Linked DNA regions of Homo sapiens: all the other regions are linked to region 1. Evidence: chromatin loops called from intact Hi-C (ENCODE). Cell type or tissue: heart right ventricle. All regions are shown on one strand. Region 1 overlaps FBXW7 (F-box and WD repeat domain containing 7). Region 2 holds the start of LINC03074 (long intergenic non-protein coding RNA 3074). Region 3 holds the start of GATB (glutamyl-tRNA amidotransferase subunit B). Region 4 has its middle 6.7 kb from the start of SH3D19-AS1. Region 5 has its middle 15 kb from the start of LINC02273. Region 6 has its middle 55 kb from the start of LINC02273. Region 7 overlaps GATB (glutamyl-tRNA amidotransferase subunit B).

Region 1 (4,000 bases):
ATTTGTGCAAGTGTTAATTAATCTTTATACTATAATCCATATTCCTAACAGATAGTAGATAATGATTGTGAACTATCCATTCACAGTGCTCAATCAACTATTCTCTCTTTCCATTCTATTTTCTTCTTCCAACAGCCAGTCAGCTCCACTTATCTCTCCTTCCAACTTTTAACTTCCAAGCTTTTATGGAGTTTTATAGCAGGAATTTTGACGGAGACAAGAAAGGATTTGAAAGGAGAAAGTTAGAAATGGGTGATTTCTTTTTGACTTTGGAAAGATTAGCATTGCTAAATATTAAAGTGGGCTGCTGGGAAGGCAATCTATGCACAAGAAATAGTCCCATTCCTATTAGTAGACCTTTCTCTTATACCACAATTTAAAATGTAGTTAAAAATGCAAAATCACTGGCAGCAATGCTACACAAAAACAGATTTCTCCAAAGATATGTAAATGGTCAATAGGCACATGAAAAGATGCTCAACATCACTAATTAGGGAAATGCAAATCAAAGCCACAATGCGCTACCACTTCACATCCATTAGGATGGTTTTAAAACAAAACAAAACAGTAAACAACAAGCATGGGCTAGGATGTGGGGAAATCAGAACCCTTGTGCATCCTTGGCGGCAATGTGAAATGAATGAATGTAGCTGCTGTAGAAAATAGTATGGCAGTTCCTCAACAATTTAAACATAAAATCAGCACATGATCCAGCATTTCCACTTCTGAGTATATACCTTAAATAATTAAAAGCAGAGACTTGAACAGATACCTGTATACACATGCTTATAGCAGCCTTATTAACAATAGCCAAAAGGTAGAAGCAACTCAAGTCTCAATGAATGAATGAATAAACAAAATGTGACATATACAAACAAGGGAACATTATTCAGCTCTGAAAAAGAAGGAAATTCTGACATATGCTACAACATGCATGAACCTTGAAGATACTATACTAAGTAAAATAAGTCAGTCAAAAAAGGATAGTGTATGATCCACTTATATAAGGTACTTGGAATACTTAAATTTGCATAGATAGAAAACAGAATCATGGTTGTCTGAGACAGGGAGAGGGGGAAATGAGAGTTAGTGTTTAGTTGGCACAGAGTTTCAGTAGGAGAAAATGAAAATATTCTGAAGATGGATAGTGGTAATGGTTGTATAACAATGTAAATATATTTAGTGCCACTGAATTGTATACTTAAACATGGTTAAAATATTAAATTTCATGTTATGGATATTTAACCATAAATTTTAAATGTTTTTAAACAAAAAAGTAAATGATTGAAAATGGAATAATCATCACCAAAAAAACCTCGAGAGATCTAAGGTTAGGAGAGAGAAGAGATAATATGAGAGTGTTGGAAACCTATAAACTGGTAGTAGAAAAAAAGTGAGAATGATATCCAAGATACCATGTCTACAGCCCTATGAGACAACTTACTATCCTGCAGAATGAATACTAGGTTCATGCTAGTCTTAGCATCTCCTCAGATGTTCACTTTATTTTCCAACATAAGACTAATTGTTTTGTTTGTGAAACATATGTCATATTTTGTCCTTCTCTCATTAGACAATCCCTTTTGCTAAAGTAGGTCCCATGGAATATCCTTATCTCAGTTACTAACACTACCTGTTAATATTACAACAGTTTTCTGCAGTCTGAGATTATTTTCAAAAAAATTCTGTCTCAGTGATACCTTTGAAATCAATTGGATAATTAACCCCCCTGAATTTCTTTTCCTGAACTACATAGAAGATACAATTTTAACAATGTGATACTCCAATGCAGAAAAATTAGAAGAGGGTAATATATTCTACGAGTTTAACATGTTCATTTGGCATTTAGAAAAATGAATCAAAGACCTAGTTAGCCATCAGTGGTTATTCCACTGGTTAATAAAGATAATGTATTCAATATTATAAATTTTCACTTTTACATTTAAAAGCCCTCAAAGAACTCTAAAGTCACATGTATTTACATGCAGACATTTTAAAGATAAGAAAATCCCTGATCTCAATGAGTCTGATCCTAACGGGGGGAAAAAAGATTTAGAATTGAAAAGAACTTGGATTGGGAAAATTAAAACTAAAATCAACAGTTTCTAGTTTCTAAGAGACCAAAAGTTACTATGAAGTAAAGCTAGGCTTTTCATTTTCATGAAATAATTTACAATGACAACAGAAACAAAACATAAGTGAACACAATTAAGGCTGTTTGTACCTCAAATGTGGAGTTTTTTAGTGGATACCAAGTTTTGGTAAGCACAAGGGGGTAACATTCTAATTCAATTATTATTTTTTTAAATCAGTAAATAGCTGCCCTCAACTGGATAATACAGGGCATTGCAACTGTGGCAAACCAAACGCTGTAACAGAATCCTGTGTTTGTCATAATATATTTTTGGAAAAAGAAGACATTATCAATGATTGGGCAAAGTGAGTACTAATTTCCAAATATATATACTACAAGTTTCATTTTTTTGGGAGGATTCAAGTAACAGTATTTCTAATGCGATATTCCCAATCAACACGAAACACTAAAAAAACAAACCTTCAAATATAGACAAAAACCCTAATAAATGAGGGAAATCATAGACAAGGTATATAAGAACCCCAACTGTTAATACTTCAAAATGTAGCTAATTCCATGTGTTCAAGAAAAGATAAAGTCTGAGTCTCAATTCTACTCTTAAAAACATTAAAGATACTCTTTAATTACTACCCAAATTGAGACTCTTAAAAACAGACAAGCTCTTTTAAAGATGATACCACAAATAATAAGGCAGTGCAATATGATAGGTAGGAACATGGACTCCAGAACCAAACTAACTTAGTCCAAATCCTGGCTTTACCAGGTATGACCTTAATTTAATTCGTGTCTCAAGTTCACCTAGGCAGTACTCATAGGACTGTTGTGAGGATTAAAAATTAGTTGATATAAGTATACAGAGTAACGCCTCACATCTAGTAAGTGTTCGATAGTGTTAATTAAACTGTCATTATGATTACTACTACTATTAATGGAATCAAAAATCACATAGAGCTTTGTAGATTACATTTCCAATTTTAAAATCACCAGGAAATAAAGCAGATTCTAAAATCCATCTATAATAACTTTGGAAAAGAATATTTTAAAACATATTATTTGTAAGTTTCAGAAAGACTTCTATAATTCTGTCAAAATTTTTGCCAAAATATGAAGCTGTAGTATCTTAGCCATAGTGTCTTGGCATTTTAAGATTCCAGATACCACTGATCATCCAAGATGGGCTAAACATTAGGGAACTTGTAGTAAAGAAAAGGTCTTTATATAAGGTAACTTATTTTGCCCACTTATCACTCCCTGATTTTCTTTCTTCTAAAAATTTGCATCCGTAAAAACAATTATATATAAATGTGACATGTAATAAAATATCACCAATACGGTATCTGTAAAATGCATTACAAGTCCAAGCACTCCAATTCTCTTGTAACAACAATAAAAATACCATCACAGCAATTTACTCTGGATTTCCATCTTTTCTTTCATTCAGTATTATACAAAAGGCTAGAAATTTAACTGCTCCTGACCAAAGCCACAGCATATGAGCAGCACAAAGATTTTCCATTTTTCATAAATTATTCCTGAATCAGCTAAAACAAATCACTCAGAAGATGTAAATCTCCCTGCAAATTCAAATTGACTTTATACCAAGAGTTTTCAAAGTCTTACCTCAAAAACTTTCACAGGAATAATATCAACGTATGTTATTTGAATTCAGTATTATTCACTGCTTCTGTGAATTCAGGCAACAAGTGACTTACTCTGTTGTAGAAACAGAAAGTCCCACATGCTAAAAAGTATACCATTACTGAAGTGCAATAAATCAGAATCAAAATCCTTCTGATCAGATAATATGGTATTATCAAGCATACTCACTTATTTCACAGATACAGAGTAAAGCAGATTATTTTATCTACCAAATCAGTTTTTAGTCTTCCTAACATCATAGATATC
Region 2 (4,000 bases), 430 kb before region 1:
GATGGCTGGCAGAATATCATTTGGGAAAAAAACATTTTCTTTTTCATGCTTTTATTTTTTTTTTTAGATGGAGTGTCACTCTATCACCCAGGCTGAGTGCATGTGGTGGCGCTATCTCGGCTCATCGCAACCTCCGCCTCCTGGGTTCAAGTGATCCTCCTGCCTCAGCCTGTCATGTAGTTGGGATTACAGGTGCCCACCACCACACCCAGCTAGGTTTTTTTGCATTTTTAGTAGAGATGGGGTTTCACCATGTTGGCCAGGCTGGTCTCAAATTCCTGATCTCAGGTGACCCACCCACCTCAGTCACCCAAAGTGCTGGGATTACAGGTGTGAGCCACCGTGCCCAACCTTCATGTTTTTTTCTACCCCAGTTTGCAGCTAGGTAAAGGCAATGTCAAATACCAAGTTGTGCCTTGGTTATACCTACATAAAAAAAAAGAAAATAGTTTTATAATCTGAGTGGTGGTTTTAAAATAGGTCCATAAATTCTTTGATACTCCTTCCTTCAAAAGGTGGAGGCTAATTACCCTCCCTTTGAGTGTGGTCTCTGCTTAGTGACTCACTTCTTATGGATAGAATGTGGTGGAAATGATGATGTGTTACCCCGTACGCTAGGTCATAAAAGGAACTGCAGCTTTGTTCTTGCTGTCTCCCTTGGATCACTTGCTTGGGGGGAACCAGCTGCCATGTTGTGAGATGCTCAAGCAGCTGTATGGAGGAGCCCATGTGGAAAAAAACTGAGCACCCCTCACAACCGATATTCCCTTACCAGGAGTGTGGCAAGCCTCCCTGGAAGCAGACTCTTCAGCACCAGTCAAGCTTTCAGATGCTGCAGCCGTGGGCAATGACTTTGCTGCAATCTTATGAGAGACTAAGCCAGAACCACCCAGCTAAGTGGCTCCCACATTCATGACTCACGAAAACTGTGTGAGATAATCAATGTTTATTGTTTTAAGCTGCTAAGCTTTGGGGTAATTTGTTATATAGCAATAGATAATATACTCTGCACTCAAATTATTTCCTGTGAGAACTAGAGGTGAAAGGTAAGGTATCTCTGTCATGTCAGAGTGGCTAAGGCTTTTAAAGCAATGACCAAGGACAGGAATTCTTAGTTTGAGAAGCTTGGCCCAGGGGCAGATAATAGAACTTGTTTGATTTCTGTTTACACTCCCTTCTCAAAGAAGGTGCAACAACCTACAACAAAAATATGTTCATGGAAGCCATGGTAAATAGGAAAGAGGAATATGGTAAATAGGAAAGAGGAATATGGTAAATAGCAAAGAGAAATAGGAAAGAGAAAACCACAACCAGATAAAAGAAATGGTAATTGTTAAGCATAACGGTCAACATAATTGCAACAGTTGAACTTTAATCATGACTCCGAGCCATGGTAAAAGGGAAAACTTAGCAAGTTCTATAGCTCTTATTACTGGAAAGGAAGCAAAGCTTTTCCCAGCTTTAGATGTTTAAAAAAATTATCTTGTGGACTTTAATATAGATGCTGATCTAGGTAAAAGACAAGGCTCTCAATCATACTTTTGGAGATATTGGGTTAACAAAATTCATTTAGCTGTTACTTGTGTTCTTTAGTAAAGGAGGTGGGAGAATGACAGTGCTAAGCACTGTGATAGATTATAGAAAATAGAAGGAATTCCTCTGACCTAAGTGTTACCAGGCCTTTTGAAAGTGGCAAGTAAATGTATGTTAAAATATTTTTGATCTGAGCTTTTCTCTCTCTTTTTCTGTTGGTATATATATAGCACAAAAGCACTTCTTGGGCAGCAATTTAAAATAGCCCAGTTTATCTCTCTGCTTGTATTCCAGGTCTTGGTTTTGAGCTATAAATTCTTGCTGCTATCTTGGACTTTTCCTGAGAATCTGAATCCTTCAGCACATCCTATCACATTCCACCAATTCTTGACCTTCTGTTATCCTCACCAGCCCCCCGGGCTTTGTTCAAAGTCCTGCAGGGAGGCTGCAGAGACAATGGAATGCACAGGCTGTGGTAGCTCAGCTGCGGGGACTGTCCAGGCGCCTAACTGGTTGTGTGAGGCTTTCAGAGAACGCTGCTCCTGTGCTGGGCTTCAGAGAGAGGGCTTGCTGCAGCACAGTGGGGTGGCCTCCTGCTGGTGGCCCAGGCCACAGGGATATGGAAACATGTGTCTAGTCTAGAGCTGCGGGCTTGGGTGACCTTGAGGCAAGGGAGGCACCTGGGGGCTAAAATATAAGGAGGCACTCATTCTCCTCTCGGTCCTGTTGAGCTGTTTCTTATTATGGCTGAAAATATGAACTGAACCATGTGAAGATGCCTAGCACATGGCCGGGAATGTAGTACGTTTCAATTAATGTTGGTTTCCTTCTTCCCTTTGACTTTCCTTCTTCTACTCTATCTTTTCTTCTCCTCATCTTGCTTCCTTCCTCCTTTCCTTCCCTTTTCCCTCCATTCTGCAAGCATCTGAGAGGCAGGGCTGGTGTGTGTTGGGTTGTTTCCTTTGGGTCTCGGCCCTGCTGTCTCCCCTGCTGGATACTCCCTGTGTCTTCTCTGTGTAATTAACTACAGCCCATCTTCCCCATCTCCAGAGGCTCACGCCTTTGCTGACCCCCACTTACTTGGCCAACTCCCCCTACTTTCTGCTTCCATCACATGGCGTCTGTCTTTTTAAATTCTTACCACATTGATTATTTTATATTACTTGATTGATTACTTGATTAAAATACATTTTACATGTATTTGTACGATTACTTCCCTGAGACTGTAACACGTTTCTGGTCACCTTTACAGTCCCAGTACTCAGGAAAGTGCCTGAGACATTGCAGGCATGGAATAATTATTGGTTCCATGAATTAATGAACGGATGAATGAAAAAGCCAAGTTCCATGATTTGTATCAGGTGTAAGCCAGTGAATAACAGTTTCTGTGTGATGAGGATGAATGTTTCTACCTAGTAGGGCACATGTAGCACTGAGGAAACCATGGGCATCTCAGGCTGCTGGATGCCAGATGCCTCGGACCCAGAGACGCCACCTCCACACAGTAACACAGGAGAGACGGCAGGGCCAGATTGAGTGACCTCATAAATAAAGCAATGCCTTCCAGGTCTTTCTAAAATACTAGGTACCTGCATTAATTTTCTAGGGCTGCCGTAATGGAATACCACAGATTGGGTGAAGCCACCATGTTGGCTTAAGCAGCAACAGAACTTTATTTTCTCCAGTCCTGGAGGCAGAAAGTCCAAGATCAAAGTGTCAGCAGGGTGGTTTCTCCTGAGGCCTCTCCTTGGCTTGCAGATGGCATCTTCTCCCTGTGCCTTCACGGGGTCTCCCTCTGTATCTGTCTGTGTCCAAATTCCCTCTTCTTGTAAGGACACCACATAACCTATATTGGTTTAGGGTCCACAGGAGCAACCTCATTTTAACTTATACCTCTTTAAAGACCCTGTCTCTCAATACAGCCGAGGTAACAGGGCTCAGGACTTCAATAACAGATTTGTGGGGCGGCAGGGGTGAGACTCAGCCAGTAGCATTACTGCTACAGCCAAACTGCCACTTCCTGGCTGAGTGGCTTCAGACAAGGTATTCACCTCTCTGTGCCTCCATCTCCTCACCTGGAGATAATAAAGCTACCACCTCACTGAGAGGTGTGAGAGTTAAAAGCCCTAATCCCCATGAAGCACTTGGGACAGTGGCATGTGGCAATGCTCAAGAAGTGTCAGCTATTATGATGATTACTTAGCCCTAAGGGAGTTTTTTTGGGCATTGGAGTGTAAGAATTGGTCTCTGCCCTCAAGATGCTTAAAGTCGTCTTACATAGAATATAAATCTAATAAATAAAAACAACAAGAGACATTTTCCGTGACGGATGCTTTTTGGGCCACCACTTTGGAAGGGAAAGCCAAGAGGTGGAAGGAATGATGATGGCAACCAAACTTAAGTCTCAGCTGTGCGTCTCCACCTCCCAGCACAACCGGGTGCTAGCAGCATCAGGCTCTGTGGTCTC
Region 3 (4,000 bases), 620 kb before region 1:
AAAGAGATAATGGTTAAGATGTATTATATTTGTCACCATGAATGAATTTCTATAAGTCTAAACCACAAATGTTAATTTCCTATATGTGTTTTAAACTTAATACAATGTTATATCCTCACATTAAAAATGTGTCATATTTTATCAGTGACTAAATAAAAAACAATTTAGAATAAGCGCCTACACTGAGATTGGCAAACTAAAATTCATTTACAACATGGCATCAGGAGGCTGATGATATAAACATGAAGGCTATAGAGAAAGGAACAATTTGGCGTCTTAAAACAATTTAGAAATGGGTATCAGGTGACAACTGCTTGGCTGACTTCAGTGAAAAGCGGCATTTAACAAATTAACTGTAACTTATCAAGTAATCACTCAGTAAATGATGAAAGCTGATCTTTCCCACATTATCTAGAATTAACATAAATGGCAACATTCTACTACTAGAGAAATAATGATAAATAGTTCCACGTCTCTTATTTAAAAAGGAAATTCTCAACCATGTTTTGGTTTGCATGTATAATAACCAGAGAGACACAGATACAATAAATCACCACTAAATGATACTCTTAAAAAAATTTTGCAAAACTCCACCACACTAAACCATCTGATGCGGCATATTTTTGGTCCCCCAAATCACTTTCAATTCCTGAGACCTAATTTCAGGTTACTTTTTTAATGCTTATTTGCTATCAAATCTAAGAAGCTGTTAAATGCTATAATAATCTCTCTTATCTGGTCAGTCCTACTCTGTTGGGTCTGTACATAGGCCTCTCCAGGTCCTTATAAATGTGCTTATTCCCTATGAAATCCATGTATGTTCCTATCCTGCTCTTCTCCCAAGTAATTTTGTGTATATACATATATATATATATACATATTTTACATCGTTTTGTTTTGTTTCAATCATTTCAACATATAAAGTTCTATATCTGAAGTACTGCAAGAATAAGTCCTTCTTTTTAAAGTTTGGAAACACAGCCCATAAGGGAGGGGAATTAAAGTAGGAACTCATTAGAAATTCTGCATGCAGTAAAGCACCATTCAAAGTATTTTTGCATTTCCATTACATGAGAGAAAAAATGTACTTTCCATTCACAAGGAAACAATCTAATTCACGAAAAGAATACAAAACTGAATACTTCTTTCTGGACAATTTCCCTCTGTTCCTCCAACTGAAAGTAAAAATAATGCCAACTAGTCTCAAAGAATAAACAAAATATTAGAAACTTGCCATATGTTTCTGTATTTAAAGAGAAACTATTTAATTCTTACATAATGAAGCATAAACAGCTGTTCAGGGGATATCTGGCCAAATAAGCAAAACTCTCCATATAACCAGGGGGAGTATCTCTTCTTTTGGCTGCGTCCTCCTAGGTCTAGTCACACATATTCCAACATAAAACGCCTGCACAGATAGCTAGTGTTTTCTGACTAATGACAATAACCCACCACTACCAAGAGCTTGTAGGTAAAGGCTCCCTTTCTACCTTTAGAACGCTGCCAGCCCATACTAGCGCTAAATAAAATCAGCTAAATATGATCCCGCTTCTCGTGTCACCGTCCCCACTGCTAGTGCTATTAGTAAGATGACCGAATCCACTCTTCTGTCTGTGCACCCTTCAAGAAAATATTTGCTATTTTACACTCGCGAATTCCCCAACTACATCTATTTGAAAACAGTGGTTTATATATGGGGGCGGAGTTGATAGAAAGTCTGTTTGTGCTTTTATTTAGGTTTCGGGGCTCCAGGTTATAACTCAACGCCCTCCCGTCAGCCAAAACGTCTAGAAGCTGGGCCGTAATTGCCATTATTTCCCCAGTCCTGCAGTTCCACCTCACAGTTAGGTGGGCAGAAATGTATGAAACAGAATACCCTTTCCTCGTCTTCTGGGCCGTGTGGAGGGGCTGCTGAGCCACTGAGCTCTCTCCCCTAATCTGGTTGGATGTGGACCCAGTCGGAGCCCCTCTTCGGTGGCAAGAACCACCGTCAACCCGGGCGAAAGCCCAACGTCTTCCACGGCAGCCCCAGCGCAGCATGGGCGCCGCCATTGTAACTCCAGGGTCTTGGTCAGGTGACTCAGCCTCACTATGCCGCGAGGCTCCCTGGGAAGCGTAGTTCTGGAAATGCATTAAAAACGCCATAGGCTCGGACCGGAAGACTACTATTCCCGGCGAGCATTGTGATTCGAAGCCTGCCGGAACCCCGCGGAGAGGGGAGGGAAGGAGAAATAGAGGAGAGGGTGGGAGGGTTTCTGGGTGGGGAGGTGTGACTCCTCCTAGCGGGGAGTTGGAGAGGTTTGTGGCTGTGAGCGTGTGTATAAGTTAGAGTGTGAGCGCTTGATGCTTGGTGCTAAAGCGTGGCCGGGATTTTATAACCCAGTTAACCTTGCAAGGGGAAGTAAATGACCTTGACAGCTCAGCAGAGACTTCCTCAGCCCCCAAACCCAATCCGTTATATTCTCTGTCTACTCTCCTGCTTCACTCAGCAATTTGTGCGTTAATGCAACAAATACTTATTTGCATGCCTACCGTAATGCCAGGCTCAGTTCTCTTAGGCACTGTAGTTACTGCAGAGATCAAGACAGTTATGGCCCGCATGTTCATGGAGCTTACATTCTAAAGAAGGGAGACATACAGAAGTTAACAAAAATAAGATACTTCCATATAGGTAGTAAGTGCTATGTTTAAGCAGAGGTAATTGGAGACAAACAGCCCTAGATTGAATGTTCATGTACATTTTAACCTCCTTTTTATTATTGGCCAGTATCAGAAACACACTCCTTATATGCTAGGAGCAGATACCATCGTCCCAGCGGACTTCCTTCATTTTCCTGTGTCAAAACTAATACCCCTTGTTAAAACTGCCACCGATTTCTTGTGTTTGAACACAGTCTAGAATAGTCATTTAGCCACTCTCTATTTCATCACCCGACTTTGATTGTCCTCGTAGTGCTTTTGACTGCCTGATGTTTATCTTCTATTTCCACAAATTCCTCGTCTGTCTTATTCACTACAGTACAAAGTAGGTTCCTTAAAAATATTTGTTGAATAAAGTAGTGCAGTGTGGAGAATGCATTTGACAAAGGATGGAGTGGATGCCCTTTGGAGCAGTAATTGTTTAGGGGAGAGATGATGAGTTAGGGTGGTGGCAGAGCCAAAGAGAAATGGATCTGTTTGAGATAGATATAGGAAGTAAAATTGAAGGACTCTGATGGATTGGATATGATGGTGGAAGGCTAGGAGAAACAAATAACTCCTGGATTTCTGGTTTGCACAACTGGCTGATGAAGTTATCCACCGAGATAAGGAAACCAGAAAAGGAACAGGTTTGCAAAGAAAACATATGAGTTTGGTTGCCTTGGAGACATTCAAGAGGAGAAATCAAGTAGACATCAGTGATGCCTAATTCTGAGTATAGAGCAGGGCAAGGGGAAAAGCTGCATATTTTGTATACTTCACATTGATAGATTTTCAGTTATTGATCAATAATCCATTGATTAGTTGGCTGTAACCTTTGATCTTTTCCTTTAATACACTTCAATTGCATATCCATATGGAAGAAAGAAACTTTAGTTACTGTCCTTAAAATTGTCATCATTTATTTTTTCCATCTTTTCTACTTTTTCATCCACTATCACTGTTCTAAATTGCCACACCAGAAGTATCAGTCATTTGACCAAGGATGAAAATGACAAAAATGACAGGGACTGGAAGGGAGTGGTGGAGACTTGTTCCAAAATTTCTCTCTAATTATTGCCCTTTATTTAAGGTTCAGATGATTCTCTAGATCCTTTACTAGAGTCTTCCCTCTGAGTTTCCATGTTTTCCACCTTTACTCTAGGTAAGCTAGCTTTCTTTTACTTATTTAGCTCCTCAGGTTTTTCTGGCCCAGACTAGGGGTCAGGAGAGTTGCCTCTGAGCACAAAATGGCTTCACTTTTGTTAGGACAACAGAGGAGAATGGAATCTTGTATCTCTAGCTAAAAAGAGAGGGGGAC
Region 4 (4,000 bases), 1.3 Mb before region 1:
TGGTGAAATCCTGTCTTTACTAAAAATATAAAAATTAGCTGGGCATGGTGGTGGGCACCTGTAATCCCAGCTACTTGGGAGGCTGAGGCAGGAGAATTGCTTCAACCCAGGAGGCAGAGGTTGCGGTGAGCCAAAATCACACCATTGCACTCCAGCCTGGGTTGACGAGCGAAACTCCATCTCAAAAATAAAAATACAGATACAAAAAACTAGCAAAGCGTGGTGGCGGGCACCTCTAATCCTAGCTACTTCGGAGGCTGAGGCACGAGAATTGCTGGAACCTGGGGGCAGAGGTTGCAGTGAGCCAAGATCGCACCATTGGACTCCAGCCTGGGCAGCAAGGGCAAAACTACGTCTCAGAAAAAAAAAAAAAAAAAGAAGTCAAGGCAGAAAAATTATTGCAGGTGTCAGCTCCTAGAAGTGTATAACATCCATCCCGGCCCTATTATTATTTTTTTGATACATATATGTATATACACGTATATATGTGTATGTATATATATGTGTATATGTGCATGTATATGTAAGTATATATGTGTATATTACCACATATACATTTGTGTATACGTATATGTATATATGTATGTGTATATGTATATACATACACGCATACATACGTATGTGTATATGTATGTATATATTTAAAGTGTGTGTATGTGTATACACATATGTGTATATGTATATATGTGCATACATATGTATAAATGCATGCATGTATACATGTATACGTATATATACATATACACATACGTATGTATACATATGTATGTATACACTGCATATACATACATATGTATGTATACACTATGCATATACATACATATGTATATATACACATGTATGTATATACTATGCATACACATACATATGTATATATACACACGTGTACACACATATACATATGCGTATACATTCATACACACATACATGTATACACACATACATATACACATACACATATATACATATATGTATATATACACACACACACATTTTTTTTTTGAGATGGTGTCACTCTCTGTTGCCCAGACTGCAGTGCAGTGGCATAATCTCAGCTCACTGCAACCTCCATTTCCCAGGTTTGCGCAATTCTCCTGCCTCACCCAGTAGCTGGGATTACAGGCCCACGCCACCATAGCCTGGCTAATTTTTGTATTTTTAGTAGAGACAGGGTTTCACCATGTTGGCCAGGCTGGTTTTGAACTCCTGACCTCAGGTTATCCACCCGCCTTGGCCTCCCAAAGTGCTGAGATTACAGGCGTGAGTCATAGTGCTCAGCCAGAGGCCAATATTTTGGTATTGTTAGTTAATTTTTGTGAAACATAGACAACCAAATATTTCATTTAATTATTGCCTAATTTACAGTACTTGAAGATAAATAATCCATGGTATACATATAATTAGAATTCCTTTAAAAAAATCAGAATATGTCTCAGACTCTGAAATATAAATCTATCAGCTTAACAGTGCTTTGGTTAATCTATTATACTCCAAAATACTAATAACAGTGTTTTGTGTTATATTTTAATGAAAATCTAGATTTATGATTGCTCTACTGTTGCCAAGGGCACAGCCCTACAAGATACAGCTGTACAAGATCTGATGTTCTAAATTTTTGAATATTTTCTATTAAAGAGAAAAAGGAATCCACATTAGTGGATCCATTCATGTTTCAGTTTCTAGGTAACATCAATATAAATTGTCCACATAAAACCAAGAAGCTGACAGGACTTTTCTTCCTGAAGGATAAAACTTCAAGGCTTTAATACATACTGTGTAATTCTTTCTAATCGTTAAGTATTAGAGGCTACAACCACTACAGGCCAATGAAACGGATCAATTCTTCTTGTTTAACTGCTAAAAAAAATGTTATCACTTTGCCATAATAAACGGAAAAAGAACTGGATTGGAAATCCGCAGAGATAGGTTTTACTTTAGGCTCTGCAAGTAACTGTGACTTTAGGCAAATCATTTAACCTCTGCAAGTTGAACTCTGGTCTCCAAGGGCTCTCTTCTGTGGTATAACAGGATGAGCTCGCAATTAAGAGAGCGGCCCCTAGATGGTAGTGTTGTTCTGAGTCAGGCTTTCTATTTTTTTTCCTTCTTTAATTACAGTGAAGTAAAAAGGCACAAGTTAGAAAATGACTTCACGTTAGTTCTGAAAAAAATTCAGTTGGCTGGACAAGGTGGCTCACGCCTGCAAACCCAGCACTTTGAGAGGCCGAGGCGAGAAGACTGCTTGAGCTCAGGAGTTCAACACCAGCCTGGGTAACATGGTGAAACCCCGTCTTTACAAAAAATAAAAAATTAGGCTGGATGCCGGGGCTCACGCCTGTAATCCCAGCACTTTCAGAGGCCGAGGCGGATGGATCACTTGAGGTCAGGAGTTCAAGACCTGTCTGGCCAACATGATGAAACCTGGTCCCTACTAAAAATACAAAAAAATTAGCGGGGCACAGTGGTGCGTGCCCGTAATCCTAGCTACTCAGGAGGCTGAGGCAGGGGAATCACTTGAACCTGAGAGGCAGAGGCTGCAGTGAGCCCAGATTGTGCCATTGCACTCCAGCCTGGGCAACAGAGCAAGACTCCACCTCAAAAAATAAAATGAAAAAAATAATAAATTAGCCAAATATGGTGGCACATGCCTGTAGTCCCAGTTACTCGGGAGGCTGAGGTGGGAGGAACACTTGAGGCCAAGAGTCTAAGGCTGCAGTGAGCCAAGATCATGCCATTGCACTCCAACCTGGGCAACAAAGTGAGACCCTGTCTCTAAAATACAATACAATAAAATAAAATAATAAATTCACTGTGAAGAATTCATTCAATGGCATTCAAAATGACATTGAATCATGAATCATATGGCTCATGTGCATTTGACATTAATTAAAAGAAATAAACCATTAATGATTATACCAAAGTGAATATATCGCCTTATAATTATTAGTCCATACAGTCATCATTATTTTCTCTAGGTATATTTAGGTAAGCTTAAGAAACTGAGTAAAAACTAAGAAATGAATGTTAGGAGTATTGATCTACAATCTTATAGAAAAATTTTTTTTTCAAATGCAAGTTCTACTAATAAATTCTGATAAACGCACTTTCTTTCATTTTGAATATTACAGACTGAATTCAAGACCTGTGATTTATATGAGCACAATGACAGATATATTCCATTACCCTTCTAGCCATGTAAACAAGGGCATCTTTTAAAGAAAAACGCTTTTAGTGTTCAAAGGATAAGAATAATATATTAAATGGCTTCTCTAGGTTTTTTTTCAACTGAGTCGCCTTGCTTGGAAAGGCTTCTCTAGGTTTTTTTTTGTTTTTGAGACGGAGTCTCACTCTGTCGCTTAGGCTGGAGTGCAGTGGCGCGATCTCGGTTCACTGCAAGCTCCGCCTCCTGGCTTCACACCATTCTCCTGCCTCAGCCTCCCGAGTAGCTGGGACTACAGGTGCCCGCCACCACGCCCGGCTAATTTTTTGTATTTTTAGTAGAGACAGGGTTTCACCGTGTCAGCCAGGATGGTCTCGATCTCCTGACCTCGTGATCCGCCTGCCTCGGCCTCCCAAAGTGCTGGGATTACAGTCGTGAGCCACCGCGCCCAGCCCTCTAGGTTTAATTTATCAAAGAAAAAGGATTAAGAGATTCTAGTTTGAGGAGGTTTAGATGAACAAGATCAGATTTTAACCTAAAATTCCTGAAAGGAAACAGAATGTGTTCCTATTTCTCTCCCATAAAATTCACTGAGTATAAAAATTATGTTTCTCCTTAAACATGCTCAGTCTTGCCTTGAATTCAATCAATATACAGAATAAGAAAGTACCTATGAGGCCGGGCTCGGTGGCTCACGCCTGTAATCCCAGCACTTTGGGAGGCCGAGGTGGGTGGATCACGAGGTCAAAAGATCGAGACCATCCTGGCTAACACGATGAAGTCCCGTCTCTACTAAAAATACAAAAAATTAGCCGGGCGTGGTGGTGGGCGCTTGTAGTCCCA
Region 5 (4,000 bases), 270 kb before region 1:
TTCCCATCCTATGCCCCACTGTAGGCAAATCGGGAAGAACTGCAAATGATGTGTGAAGAACTGTACCCTGCGTGCCAGGCAGATATTCATTCATGAACAGATATTTACATGACAGAAAGTGTCCTAGGCCTGGTGGATGTGAAGAAAACAGACAGAGTCCCTGCTCTCAGGAAGCTGTGCCAGCAGGAGAGACAGAGAGGTGACACTTTTTTTTTTGCCTTGGCATCTTTTCACTTGGGGCTCCCTTTGCCTGGAAAGCTCTTCTGAGTACCCGACTTGGCTGCTCTGTCACTCCACTCAGGCCTCTGCTCACCTCCCCCTTCTCTGACCACCCCATCTAAAATACTGCCCACTCGATCTCTACTCCTTCATTGTACTTTATTTTTCTCTTGTCACCACCTGACATATGTGTGTGTGTGTGTGAGTGTGTGTGTGTGTGTGTGTGTGTGTATTTATGTATAGACATTTATTTATTCTCTGTCTCTCTCACTGGAGGATTGACATTCTGGGTCGCTTGCAGGAGGGTAACTTTCATACAGTGTGTGTGTCTTGGGTCCAGTTGAACCTATTGCTCATGCCTTATAGCACATCCCTTCGCTGTTCTACATTGTCAAGGTTCTTGGCAGCAAGCAACAGAAACCCAGTCTGACTAACTTGGATGAAAGGAAAATTCACTGCAAGGCATAAAGGCTGGAAGGCCAGGCCAGGCCCAGGAAATACACAGAAAGCAAAGGAGGCCAGGGAGCTGGAACCAGAGCCCAGTTCACTACGGGAGAAAGTAATTAGAATACTGGAGTGAGATGTCACCATGCTGGACACTTGATGCTGCACCTCTAGACTTTCAATAACTGCCAATAATTTATAAACCACATCTGACTCTTTCTGCCTCTCCTGCAAGATTCAGGGTCCCATGTGGTTGACTGATCCTGAGTCACATTCTCACCTCCTGCTTCCCCCACCCCAGCTTTGGCTTCCACAGCAGGAGGTGGTACATTGGGACCCTCTCAGATAATACACAGTGGAGAACGCCTCCTGATTGAAAGAGGGATTGGATGCTGAAAGGCCAAAACTCTCCATAAATAGCTACAGGATCTGTCAGTAGGAAGTGGCCTCATTCCCAAAAGAGTGATGGAGACTCGGTAACCTTTCTTGGTAACAGGTAACTCATCCACAGGCCCCAAACCTGGACTCTGAAAGTTCCTCTTTCTGGCTGGAGCTGGTCAAAGCCATGCACAGGCAGAACTCGCCAGCATCTTGGAGGCTCAGCTGTCAGGTGATGGAGAACAGCTGGGGTGGTGGGTCGTCAGGGTCACCTGTGAGAAGCTAGGGAGAGGAGAGAGTTTCCATGGGAGGCAGTTGAGTCCCTGTTCTCCCTAAACCAGGATAATCAACTGCCTTCCTAGGGCATTGTCACATCACTTATGGGATTTGTTTTCTCTTTGGCAGGCTTTCCTGAGGAAAGAGCAATTAACCTCAAGTCTGTCTTCAAAAGGTTAGAGTCTTTTTTCTCCTGAGAAACAGAAAAGAGACGTTGGAAGCTGACATGCCTCTTTGTTTATTCTTCGTGCAACTCCTACCAAGATCCTGGAAAAGCAGTGATTCCTTCACAGTCACCCCTTTAGGGTGGTCCCTAAAACCAGATGCAGAACATTTTAGAAAACTCCAAGTCAGTGCTCATTCCTTGGGGCAACCTGCTCTGGGCCTTGTTGAAGGAGAGGTCTGGTTTGTGACATTAACAAGTACATGCTGACAACAAATACAACCACTTCCTCACCTGCTACCATGAGGAAACCAACATACCAGGGTTGCTGGCTTGGAGGGAAACTTACAAACACCCACGAGAGATGGTGGCTTTTGGCCCCTCACAGCCTCCGTAGTCTCCTGGATTTCCCTGGCAGAAGGCCCTCAAACTATGCACAAATGAGGGGCATTGTGCATCCGTCCTATTTTTAAAAACTCTCCAGGAAATACACTTGCTGCCTACACTTCCTCACCACCCACTCGCTCTTCGGGGCTTCTAATCCGGCTTCCGCCCCACCTCGTTCCTGATGGAGCCCCAGGAAGGACTCCAAGGACCTCCTCCTCAGCCACAAATCCTGCAGCCTTGCCCCAGTCCCTCATCCTCAGCCGGTTCAGCATTCCACAGGAAATCTCCCCTCTCTGGGTTTCCGTGGCAGGAAACTCCCGTTGTTTTCTCTTTTTAATGTGTGTGCCTACCCAGGGATCTGAGCTTAGCACCCCTCCCTCTGTGCTGCCTCCTTCATTATCTCACCTACCCTGGGCCTCACCTGACACCTCCATGCAGATGGTCCTCACTTCCAGCCTCTCTTGTCAGCACCAACTCTGAGCTCCAACCCCTGTCGGGCATCAGGTCTCGGGTGCCTCTTCTGAATGTCTAAATATCCCAAACGGAATGGGTCATTTTCTGCTCCAGTTCTGTCCTCCCTTTATAACCTCCTCTCCCAAGAGCCCGCCACCCTCCAGTGTTCACTCTCCAAATCTTAGCGTCATCTCTGGCTTACCCAATGGCCTTACCCCCAAGATCCAACCAATTGCAAGTTCTCTCTTTACCACATCTCTCCGATATCACCATCTTTGTATTCCCATCAAGTGCTTATATTCTACTCTTTTTCAGACCATTGCAGTAACCTCCTAACGGATCCATCTCTACTCTGTCCTCCTCCCACACCCCTTTCCCCACAATCTATATTCTGTGCTTCTTTGAGGACACTCTTCAAGTTCCATCAGGAAGGCACTATTTTGTCTCCCTGCCCTAAAACCTGCAATGGTTCCCACTGCTGATAATAAGTCCTAAGCCTGGCTTTACACCCATCATAATTCAAGGCTCTCCCAGTCCACTTTCCATCACCTTCCCTCTAGGTACACATTTCTGCAGTTTACCTCAAATTCCCACTCATCTTGAAACACTCTGTCTTCCCATCTCCAGGCTTTTACTCAAGCTGGACCTTTCTCAGGTAATGCCTTTCTTTTTATTTACGTCTACCAAAATCTTACCTTTCCCTTTAGGGTCATCTCAAATGCCACTTCTTCCAGGATGCCTCCCAGAGTTTCCCCAGCCAGGAGTGCTTTCCATTCCGTGCTCCCTGGCTTCACTCAGTTTATCCCTGCACACTCATCACACTGAATCTCATGTTGCAGTATTTGAGTATGTGCCTCATTGCCCTGCCTCTGGGTCAGGGATGTTGTCCTACTAAAGGAGTCATTTGCTCACGGTTGATACTTGCTGAATTAAGTCATCAGGTTAGATAACCATACACTTGTTTACCTTTCACTGTTTGAAAAAATACACATCCAAAATATATAATCACAGGGACTAAATCAAAGTAAAGAATATGGAAATATGTTCTGTTCACATCCATGGGTGAAGATCAGAATGTAGATCAAAACCCAGTTCTTGAGTGACTTGGACCGTTGCTGGATAGATTTTAACTAATCTTATGGAAAATATTCAAGGGACTTAATGAGCCTAGCTAGGAAAGGAGGAGGGCAAGCGAGAGGGAGCCAGAGCGGCTGCTGTCAAGAAACACTTTCTTCCTGTAACCGTATCCCCCGGGACCGGGCCAGTACCTTTGCTTAATCTCCCTCTCTGTGGTCACTCAGGATATGATTACTGGCATCAGATGCAAGCACATGTTTCTGTTCCATTAATCTGAGTGAGGCTGAGAAAATGAAAAGGGAGTCACAAGGGCATTGCTGTGTTGGTCTGTTACCACCTCAAAGAGGAGCAAGAGAGAAGGGGGAGGAAGGATCTGGCACATGGGCCAGGAGGGGGGCCGTAAGGGAGCAAAGGGAGATGAGAAAACCATACAAAGAAGAAGTTCCTGTAGCATGGAGGCTGATTCCTTTCAGCTGTTACAAGATGGGGCATGGAGGAGGGATGTACACACACACATAGACACACACAGACGCACACAGGGGCCCCCACAAAGCAACCTATAGACTCAGAGCATCTCCACCATAGGGCTTTTGCAATCAGCCT
Region 6 (4,000 bases), 340 kb before region 1:
TCCCTTTAAAGCAATGGAAGGAATCTGCTTTCCAAGATCCCTTCAGAAGGAAAGATTTGCATTGTTTAAAGGAGAATAAAAATCAGATGTCTAAGAAAAAGGAAAAAGACAAAGTCTCCTTTCAAGAAGTAACAACTCTGCCAGCTTACTCAGGTCATGAAATAATGCTGTTGGCAATGACTTTGGGGTGTTCTGTCACAGTCTCAGTACACTTTCTCCCCCCTGGGCAGTATTTTATAGTTACTGCTTCTACGCCCCATTGGCTCAGACATAATTTATTATTTGTTTACATGTTTCACTTACTCTGCTAAGGTGGAAGTCCGGTGATGCATTATTACTGACAGCATCAGTGTGTGTGTGTGTGTGTCTGTGTGTGTCTATTTGTGTGTCATTGAAAGACTCAAGGAGATCTGACGGGTTCTGAACCTGCAAGTTTTCAGAGCACAAGTGGCCCCCCCAGGTCTACAAGAGCCTCCCTGGGCTCTTGGCTCAGATCAAATGTGTCCTATGTCCCTGTAGTTAGTTCCTTCTACTTCTCTGAGGACCAAGACAATTCCAGGAAGACACAGGCTCCCCGGGACTGTGACTTTCTATTCTCTCCTTTGACTTGTCTTCCTGTGTAGTGATCAAAGTCCTCCCATTTCTGGGGGGAACGTCACAGTTTACACAGCACTTTCTTCACGACAATAGCATGAAGAAAATAATACCTGCCCTTTATCTCCACATGAGACACAGACAGGTCAAGGACGTGTGCAAGTTCAAAGAGCAAGAGTGGAATCCAGCCCGAACCAGCACCCCATGATGGAAGGGGAATGACCGTGGCTGGCCCAGTCACTTACAGCTCTTTGACCAGGGGCAGCTCACGAAAAGCTCAGGTTCTTCACCTGCTAAAAGATGGCAGTGATAGTGCTTACTGCACAGGGCTGTTTTAGAAATAAAATAGATTTCTAAAAGTGCTCAGCAAAATGACTAGCATGTAATAAACGTGCAATAAATGCTACCAACATTAATGGTCTTTTCAAAGCATTGTGTTTACAAAAGCTTTAGGGCTTATAATAAGAACGGTAGTAGGTGACTCTTTTGTAATATAATAATAATAATGATAATAATAAAATAATAGGTGGCTTACAGGCACCATTTGAATTCCCCTATGTGCATTAACCCTTTCATGTGTCATTAAGTCCTTTATGCATTTTTGTCACAACAAACCTATGTGGTAGGTAGCATTAGTACTCCTATATTAGGGATGAAGGACACAGAGGGTAGTTAGGTTTAAGTAACCTGGCCTTTTACAAAGAATTAGCCCGCATCTGAAGTGTTTCTCTGCTCTTTACTGTCCTCATTCAGGGAGCATGGGACCGTGACCCCCCCATGCATCAGCACCTGCTGAGAACTCAACAACCTCCGTAGCTTCCGCTCCCTGGCTTCCCCCTCTAGCAGTAAAGTTCATGATTTTATGTATCAGGTGCTCTTAGGGAGAGGAAACCACGGCCCAGAGGGATTAGCGACTTGCCCAAATCCACGTGGGGAGCTGGATTTAGAGCCGGCCTGAGGATCAAGTCTGTGTTCTCACTCTCCCTTCCGTGTCCCCGGGATGCTGTAAGAATGCACAGGGCCTTGGGACCTCGGTCCTCCCTGCTGCCTGCAGCCCCAGGGCTTTAGCAGGCTTGGACTCCCGCGCGGAGCCGCTGCAGCCGTCGGGGCCAGAGGGACAGGAACGTTCAATAGGGGGCGCCTGAGAGCCCAGGTGGGCGCTGAGCTCCTGGCTTCCCTCCCTCCGGGCCCAGCCGACAGGGAGGGGTTAGGAATTTAATCCTCCGCATTCCAGCCAGGGTTCCTGTGACATAATGAGGCCCAAGGAGGGATCTCGAGTGACTTGTCAGCAGAACCCCCAAAGGGATTTTCTATAGATAGCCAGGGCGTGTCTCGGGCTCGGTTCTCTGCGGCAGGAAAGTTCTTTAATGCCTGGGCTGGGCAACGCCGTGCGCAGCAGGTGGGTCGGGTGAGGCCCGCCAGGCGCTGGGCCCAGAGGACTCCGCGACGCTAGGAAATGTGTGGCAGCCGGGGAGGGGACGCAAGGAGCCCGGGCCAGGAGAGGGAATTCCAACTATGGCGTTTTGGAGAAAACTATTTAGTTATTTGCCCTCGCTGACCCCACCCCACGTTGGGACTGCGGCTGCAAGGAGAGGTCCCAAATACTGAGCCTGACACAGCCTTTGATGCTGGCTCTGGAAAGATTCTGTGGCATGAACCTGGCTCTCTTTGGAGAGACAGACGTGTTTGGAATGTTGGTGTCTGGAGTGCTGTGATTGGAGGCTTGAGGTTTCAGAGTTCCTTAATTTGCATGGCCATGCACCAAGGTTATTATTTTCCACAACAGAGGATTGAAATTTGAAACTCTGTTTACCTTCCAGATTCCAAACAAGCAACATTCCTATCAATAATGTCACGTAAATAACGGCATGATAGCCGAGAATCCTGTCATTAGTAATGTATATATATATATATATATATTTTTCATTCTGTTTGCTGGTGGAAAGGGATTCTCAGAAGCTATGCATATATTTTACATAAAATAATAGCTAAGCCGCCAAGGGCTTTAACGATATAATTTCATCATGGGATTCTGGGCTCTTTGGTTTATGCTGCCATCAGAACCCCAAGACAGAATTAATTCATGTAACTGGGACAAGCCCAAATGCTGTTTTCCCGTTCCCCTTATAAGTGAACTCAACTATTTTAATTGGCCAAACATTTGGTGGGTAGGGTATAGGGTGGAGAAAAGCCTGTCTACTATATTTATTAGCGTCTGAATAAATTCATTAGAGGCAGCATATTGTTGTTGTTAAAAACATGAAGTTTGCTTCAAATAGCCTGGGTCTGAATCCTCACTTGGTCTTAAAGCTATGAAAACTTGGGCAAGTTATTATCCTGGAGCCTCCATTTCCTCATCTGTAAAATGTGGCTGCTGATCCCTAGCTCTCAGCATGGTTGAGCCATGATTAAATGGCTCATGATTGAATGCCACTGGAACTGATGGAATGTATGAGTTTAATACCCGTCAAGGGTCCTTCGCACAGTACCTGGAGCCTACAATAACTGTCAATAGATGGCTGCTTTATGATTAGCTCAATGGCAAAAGTAAAACATCCTTGAAACTGTTCCCTGACACCATGAAGGCCCAAGAATCTTAGCCACTTCCCTCCAGAAGCTCCTCTTTTTAGCTCCTAAATTCCCCAGATGCTCCACATTTGTAAATTGTATTATTCCCATCCAGAGAGCAGGGTGGCAGCCCCCACCCTGTCTGGAATCTCAGAAACACCTCTGAGATTCTGACCTACTGCAGCTGCCTGTTACAAATAATTCGGGAAACATGCAACAGAACATATTGCAGCTCCACAGAAAGGTCTGAAGAGTGGACCTTGTGTGTCTGTCACGGATCTGCTTTCTCCTGCAGAAGAACCAAGGCAGGGCTCTGCCTGGAAGAGCACCCCCTGGGCTCCTCAGTGAGAAGCTCATGTGCCCCCCAACATCTGTTACAGTGCTACCTTGTCATGGTGGATAGGAGGGCTTCTCTCTAGATGTACACACAATTCTTGCCTGTGAGTAGACCTTAGCTTTGTAATACTGGATAAGATTATGGCTTCAAGTCTTGCCTCCACTCTGTACTAGCTGTGTGACCTTGGGTGAGGAACTTTAGCATTTTTGAAACTGTTTATTCTTAAATCTGCAAGACGAAAAGAATGGTAAGTCTCTCACTGGATGGCTGGGTAGAATAAATGGATTGTCACAGGTAAAATGACCAGTACAGCTTCTGGCACAGAGCAGAGGGAGATAAGGCTGAATGCCCTTTCAGAAAGACGAATTATTGCAGCCCATAGCCAGGTAAGCAAGACATTCACCCTCACAAGCAGCCCAATTACTGATACCACTCCCTTTCCCGAGGCTTTCTCCAAGTACGCTAAACTAAGTGACCTGAGAAAAGCCCTTTTAGGGGTCC
Region 7 (4,000 bases), 690 kb before region 1:
TGAGCATTTGTGCAGACGCTGGAGGAGGCTCATCACCTGCGTATCAACGCAGGCACTGCTGCTTTATTATTCCTGTGGATTTGGTCATTCTTATAAAGTGAGAAAAACAAAACTCAAATACAACAGCTATGTAAAAAAAAAAATGGCCCTGAAAATAACACCAAATGCTAGTGCTGGGGATGGCAATGAAGCAAAGAGGCCCAGGACAGTGATGGCTCTCAGCCAGAAAGCAGGCGTCAGGGCAAGGCTAAGGACTGGAATGTTCAGTGGGGCGGTGGCTTGGGTGGGTTCACGGGAATCGGTGCCCCTTCTGCTTTTCACAGAAACAAGAAGCCGCTGCAATAATCTTTCAGCGAGTGCTCCTGTGAACAGAAAAATTACTCATTGAGAGAGGCCTCGTCAGTGGAGAAAACAAACAGAAGTTAACTGGTGGTGTGAGGCTGGCACAGGAAACACGACCCCCCCCTCAAGAGTGTCAGGAGAAAGCTAGAACAATGCAGAACCTCCACTGCTGCTGGCAAGAATACAGGGATCTGCAGAGGCTCTGAAATGGACCCACAAACATCACGGGTGTGTTCTCCCAAGGAACACAGAACTAGGGGTCCAGGGTCCTGTTTTGGTGCCCACAATTTTTATTCCTGGGTCATTTCCCCAGCAAGGCTTGGGAGCCCCTAAAATCTGAGCAAAACTTTGGCCCCAACCATTTCACTTGTGCTATGTTCCCAGGAAAGCTGGAAAGTAGACAGATCTTGAGTTCAACTCAGGCACCAGTTCCATTTAGGGGATATTCAAACTAATGTGAAAATGACTTTACATCCTCTGAGATGCAGTAACTCCAGGGGAGATGCTGAAGGAAACCAGTTTGGGAATAACAACTTCCCCCGAATAATCAAAATCCAAATAATTCAGGTACTACAAGCTGACAGCAGACCGGCACTGCTAAAAGACTATCTGCACGAATGGGACACAGGCAGTGTGTTGTCAAGAAATCAATTCCAATTGTAGTCACGTTCCAACGCACCTAACACCACCACTGTCCAATCGTCCCCACATGGAAGGAACCTGAGTTGCTCAATAGGAGCTTTCTGGCTGCAGCTTAAAAACAGCAACAGAGGCAGTGAGGATTTGCTCCTTTCCTCCAAGATCTGCCTGAAACCTGAAATAATATATATTTATCCTGAAAAGGAAATTATTCCACAGGAAATTGGGCTTTGGGATAGGTTGGGGACAGAATCCCTGTGGGTCCCCAAGGCTGGCACTCAGGACTTTACTCCTCCCTGCACTGTCTCCCTACTGGGCAGGATCCTGAGGTGTCACACGGCTCTGAGCCCAGAGCATCTTCCCCTCTGAAAGCTCCTCATCCCTTGCATCCAAAAGAAATGAACTGCTGGTTTTACAGAAGTAGAGTTAGATGATACATCTTTTTATTCAACTTTACCAGAACAAAACATTGGTTATTTTTCTAGTGTATAGAGTCACTGTAAAAGCACCCTTAGGCTAGCAAGCACTGGATGCAATTTTTATAAAATGAAGAATAAAATCAATTTTGAAAATTGCACGGAGCTGAAATATGGTGCCTGATGATGTTGACCAAATAGATTTTCCTTCAACAGTAGTTAGAAGGTGAGTACTTTGCACCTCAGTAAGTCTGGCCAGTCTAAAACCAGTCAATATGTTTGTAGATACTATTAGCTTTAAAGTAGTATTACATATGGGATATATAGATATTTATCATGGGAAATTATTTTATAGGCAATTCATCCAGAAAGCAAACCTGGTCATTTCTGGCTTACTAGCCACTTAAAGGAAAATTCTTGAAAAACAATCCACTTAACAACCAGCTGTAGTCATGATATCTTTTCTGTTTCTTTGTCCCTTGGAGACACCTTAACCTTTTCCATGATGTCAGAAACAAAGGATTATGATTTTAAAAGTGGAAGAACCAGCTGGAGAGAATGAAGTTGTGTAAGTAAGATGACAGATCCTGAGGCTGACTATAAAGACAAAGACAAGCATATGGCAGCCCAGGGTGCTGATTCGAGGGCTCGCAAGTACATCTTCCTACAGTCTCACTGGGGCCATGTGGGATGTTTCTACAGCCCTGCCTTTCGTGGCTCTCAATGAACTGTTTTAGCGCGTTGCTTGGTGTCAACACTCTTCTCCCTGGCGACATATTCTTGGGAGTCTGCTTGGCTATATTTAGGCTTTAGATTCAATGAAGATTTGGCTGTGTCTGTCATCTTTGGGGTAAGTGAGTCATCGCCCCCTCTTTCAGCTGGGGAGGGAAACAGCTCTGGTTACCCTGCAGAGCCCTCCCAGCTCCAAAGTGTCAGAGGTCAGATGTGGAATCAAGGGTGTCTGTCCCCAAGTCAGTGTTTTAACTCAATTCCCTGTAGGGCTGCTCTGGAGAGACATGGAAAAGCTGAAGCACTGACATTTGGAACTAGCATCCGGCACTGCAGTCAGGGTGGCAGGCCCTCAAGAAACACTCAACTCGGGATGCTCTGGCTTCCTCCGCTGAACTCTCCCACCGACGAGCTTCAGATCTTCCCGTCTACTGACTGCATGCACAGCCAGGGCCCTGCAAGCTCATCTCTGCTTCCTACCAAGTTCCTATTAAAGGCCAGTCTTGAAGGACAGGAGGCACCAGGCAAAATCAAACCACAAATGCCACAAACTCTGCCCTACGTGGAGACACTCCTCAGATTCTTTTTTCTTTTTTTAAAGTTTAGAGACAGGGTCTCTCTCTGTTGCCCAGGCTGGACTGCAGTGGCACGACCACAGCTCGCTACAGCCTTGAATTTCTGGGCTCGAGCAATTCTCCCACCTCAGCCTCCCGAGTAGCTGGGACTACAGGTGTGTGCCACCATGCCCGGCTAATTTAAATTTTTTTTTTTTTTTTTTTTTTGTAGAGATAGGGGTCTCACTACACTACGTTGTTGCCCAAACTGGTCTCGAAATCCTGGCCAAAAGTGATCCTCTCACCTTGGCCTCCCAGAGTGCTGGGATTACAGGTGTGAGTCACCGTGCCTGGAACTTCCCAACGATTCAGACAGGACTCAAGTGCTTCCAGCAGAAGGTTTAAGAAACAAAATAAATAAAGCTGCAGAGGACGGCTTATATTACTTTTCTTCTAACTTTATTTTTTCACTTGGAAAATAGACATGATTTCTGCTTTTCATTGGCGTTGACTGATTTTCACTAAATTTAGTGGATGGCACTTTATGTTTATTTATAGGGCAGTCTGGCATCTTAAAAATCAATAGGAGTGGTAAAAACTTTTAAATGAATCTATGTTCTGTGATTGTGCTGTACAAAACGCTAGTGGCATGAATGTTAACAAAAGTACAAACTCTGTTTTCTCCACTAATGAAACACAAGTGACTCCAAACATCAATTAACTAAAAACACTATTTCTGTTTGACATTATAGCACATTATATATGCAAGCGGGCAGCAGAGCTTAGGAATGAAGAGCGTAGGCCTTGAAGTCAGCATGATCTGAATGTGGCTCCAATACGGGCTTGGGGAAGTTATTGAACCAAAGAGGTTACATTTCCCTACCTGTAAATGGGGAGAGCAGCAGTCCCTGCCTCAGAGGGTTGCTGTAAGGATAGATTAAAAAGTCGTACAATGTGAATTGCAGAGCATGCTAGAAGCAGGCAGCCTTTTCTAGGCTGCTTAGGCAAATGGCTACAATGCTTTTGTGTTCTCTGAGTGAAGTAAAGCACAGAGTTTAGGAAGAGATGCCCCACAGAAATCAGCCAGGGAGGATTTTGCTAAGAAAAATGCACATGCATATAATTCTGATCATTGTATTATAATAACTACTACTGATATACTGACTCAGAGAAAAACTTGTTATGCTATTAGAATCTCTCGTTTTTTCAGAATCCTAATGCCTGGATTTCAGCTTCAACATTTCTATTCTTTAATCTTTACAAATGAGGTCATGTAGAGAAAAGGAAATGCTTATATACTGTTGCTGGGAATGTAAATTA

Evidence for each region. Peaks named below come from ENCODE experiments on the same cell type or tissue, not always from the same donor. Only the 100,000 strongest peaks of a DNase experiment are listed, where the experiment ranks them.
Region 2: a loop joins it to region 1, with 2.4 times the contacts of the local background. A loop is called at or near these places in 2 of 110 quality-filtered maps.
Region 3: a loop joins it to region 1, with 2.4 times the contacts of the local background. A loop is called at or near these places in 21 of 110 quality-filtered maps.
Region 4: it touches region 1 in a loop (4-fold over the local background); 19 of 110 quality-filtered maps call a loop at or near these places.
Region 5: a loop joins it to region 1, with 2.4 times the contacts of the local background. A loop is called at or near these places in 7 of 110 quality-filtered maps.
Region 6: a loop joins it to region 1, with 2.7 times the contacts of the local background. A loop is called at or near these places in 18 of 110 quality-filtered maps.
Region 7: it touches region 1 in a loop (3-fold over the local background); 5 of 110 quality-filtered maps call a loop at or near these places.

What each region holds. Positions count from the first base shown.
Region 1 is chr4:152,383,451-152,387,450 of GRCh38, forward strand. The region is part of intron 4 of FBXW7 (F-box and WD repeat domain containing 7); the gene reads right to left. Among named protein-coding and RNA genes, the nearest start is that of FBXW7-AS1, 48 kb to the left of the region's middle. In heart right ventricle, CTCF peaks have their summits at 2,336 (motif pointing left) and 2,536; no DNase peak of the experiment used is centred here.
Region 2 is chr4:151,955,327-151,959,326 of GRCh38, forward strand. It overlaps LINC03074 (long intergenic non-protein coding RNA 3074), which reads left to right and starts at 651. Exons shown (of 2, transcript NR_183803.1): 1 at 651-930. In heart right ventricle, a CTCF peak has its summit at 2,131; a DNase peak (open chromatin) is centred at 2,045; H3K27ac peaks cover 1,593 bases.
Region 3 is chr4:151,758,931-151,762,930 of GRCh38, forward strand. It overlaps GATB (glutamyl-tRNA amidotransferase subunit B), which reads right to left and starts at 2,077. Exons shown (of 13, transcript NM_004564.3): 1 at 1,877-2,077. The coding sequence starts at 2,052. RefSeq lists an enhancer at 1,793-2,072. In heart right ventricle, a CTCF peak has its summit at 2,306; a DNase peak (open chromatin) is centred at 2,161; H3K4me3 peaks cover 1,449 bases; H3K27ac peaks cover 1,473 bases.
Region 4 is chr4:151,115,498-151,119,497 of GRCh38, forward strand. No RefSeq gene overlaps it. Among named protein-coding and RNA genes, the nearest start is that of SH3D19-AS1, 6.7 kb to the right of the region's middle. In heart right ventricle, a CTCF peak has its summit at 2,060 (motif pointing right); a DNase peak (open chromatin) is centred at 2,064; H3K27ac peaks cover 1,739 bases.
Region 5 is chr4:152,114,079-152,118,078 of GRCh38, forward strand. No RefSeq gene overlaps it. Among named protein-coding and RNA genes, the nearest start is that of LINC02273, 15 kb to the left of the region's middle. In heart right ventricle, no CTCF peak of the experiment used is centred here; a DNase peak (open chromatin) is centred at 1,884; H3K27ac peaks cover 1,725 bases.
Region 6 is chr4:152,044,201-152,048,200 of GRCh38, forward strand. No RefSeq gene overlaps it. Among named protein-coding and RNA genes, the nearest start is that of LINC02273, 55 kb to the right of the region's middle. RefSeq lists enhancers at 1,431-1,480, 1,601-1,680. In heart right ventricle, a CTCF peak has its summit at 1,708 (motif pointing right); no DNase peak of the experiment used is centred here; H3K4me3 peaks cover 813 bases; H3K27ac peaks cover 2,781 bases.
Region 7 is chr4:151,693,045-151,697,044 of GRCh38, forward strand. The region is part of intron 9 of GATB (glutamyl-tRNA amidotransferase subunit B); the gene reads right to left. Among named protein-coding and RNA genes, the nearest start is that of GATB, 66 kb to the right of the region's middle. In heart right ventricle, no CTCF peak of the experiment used is centred here; no DNase peak of the experiment used is centred here; H3K27ac peaks cover 1,137 bases.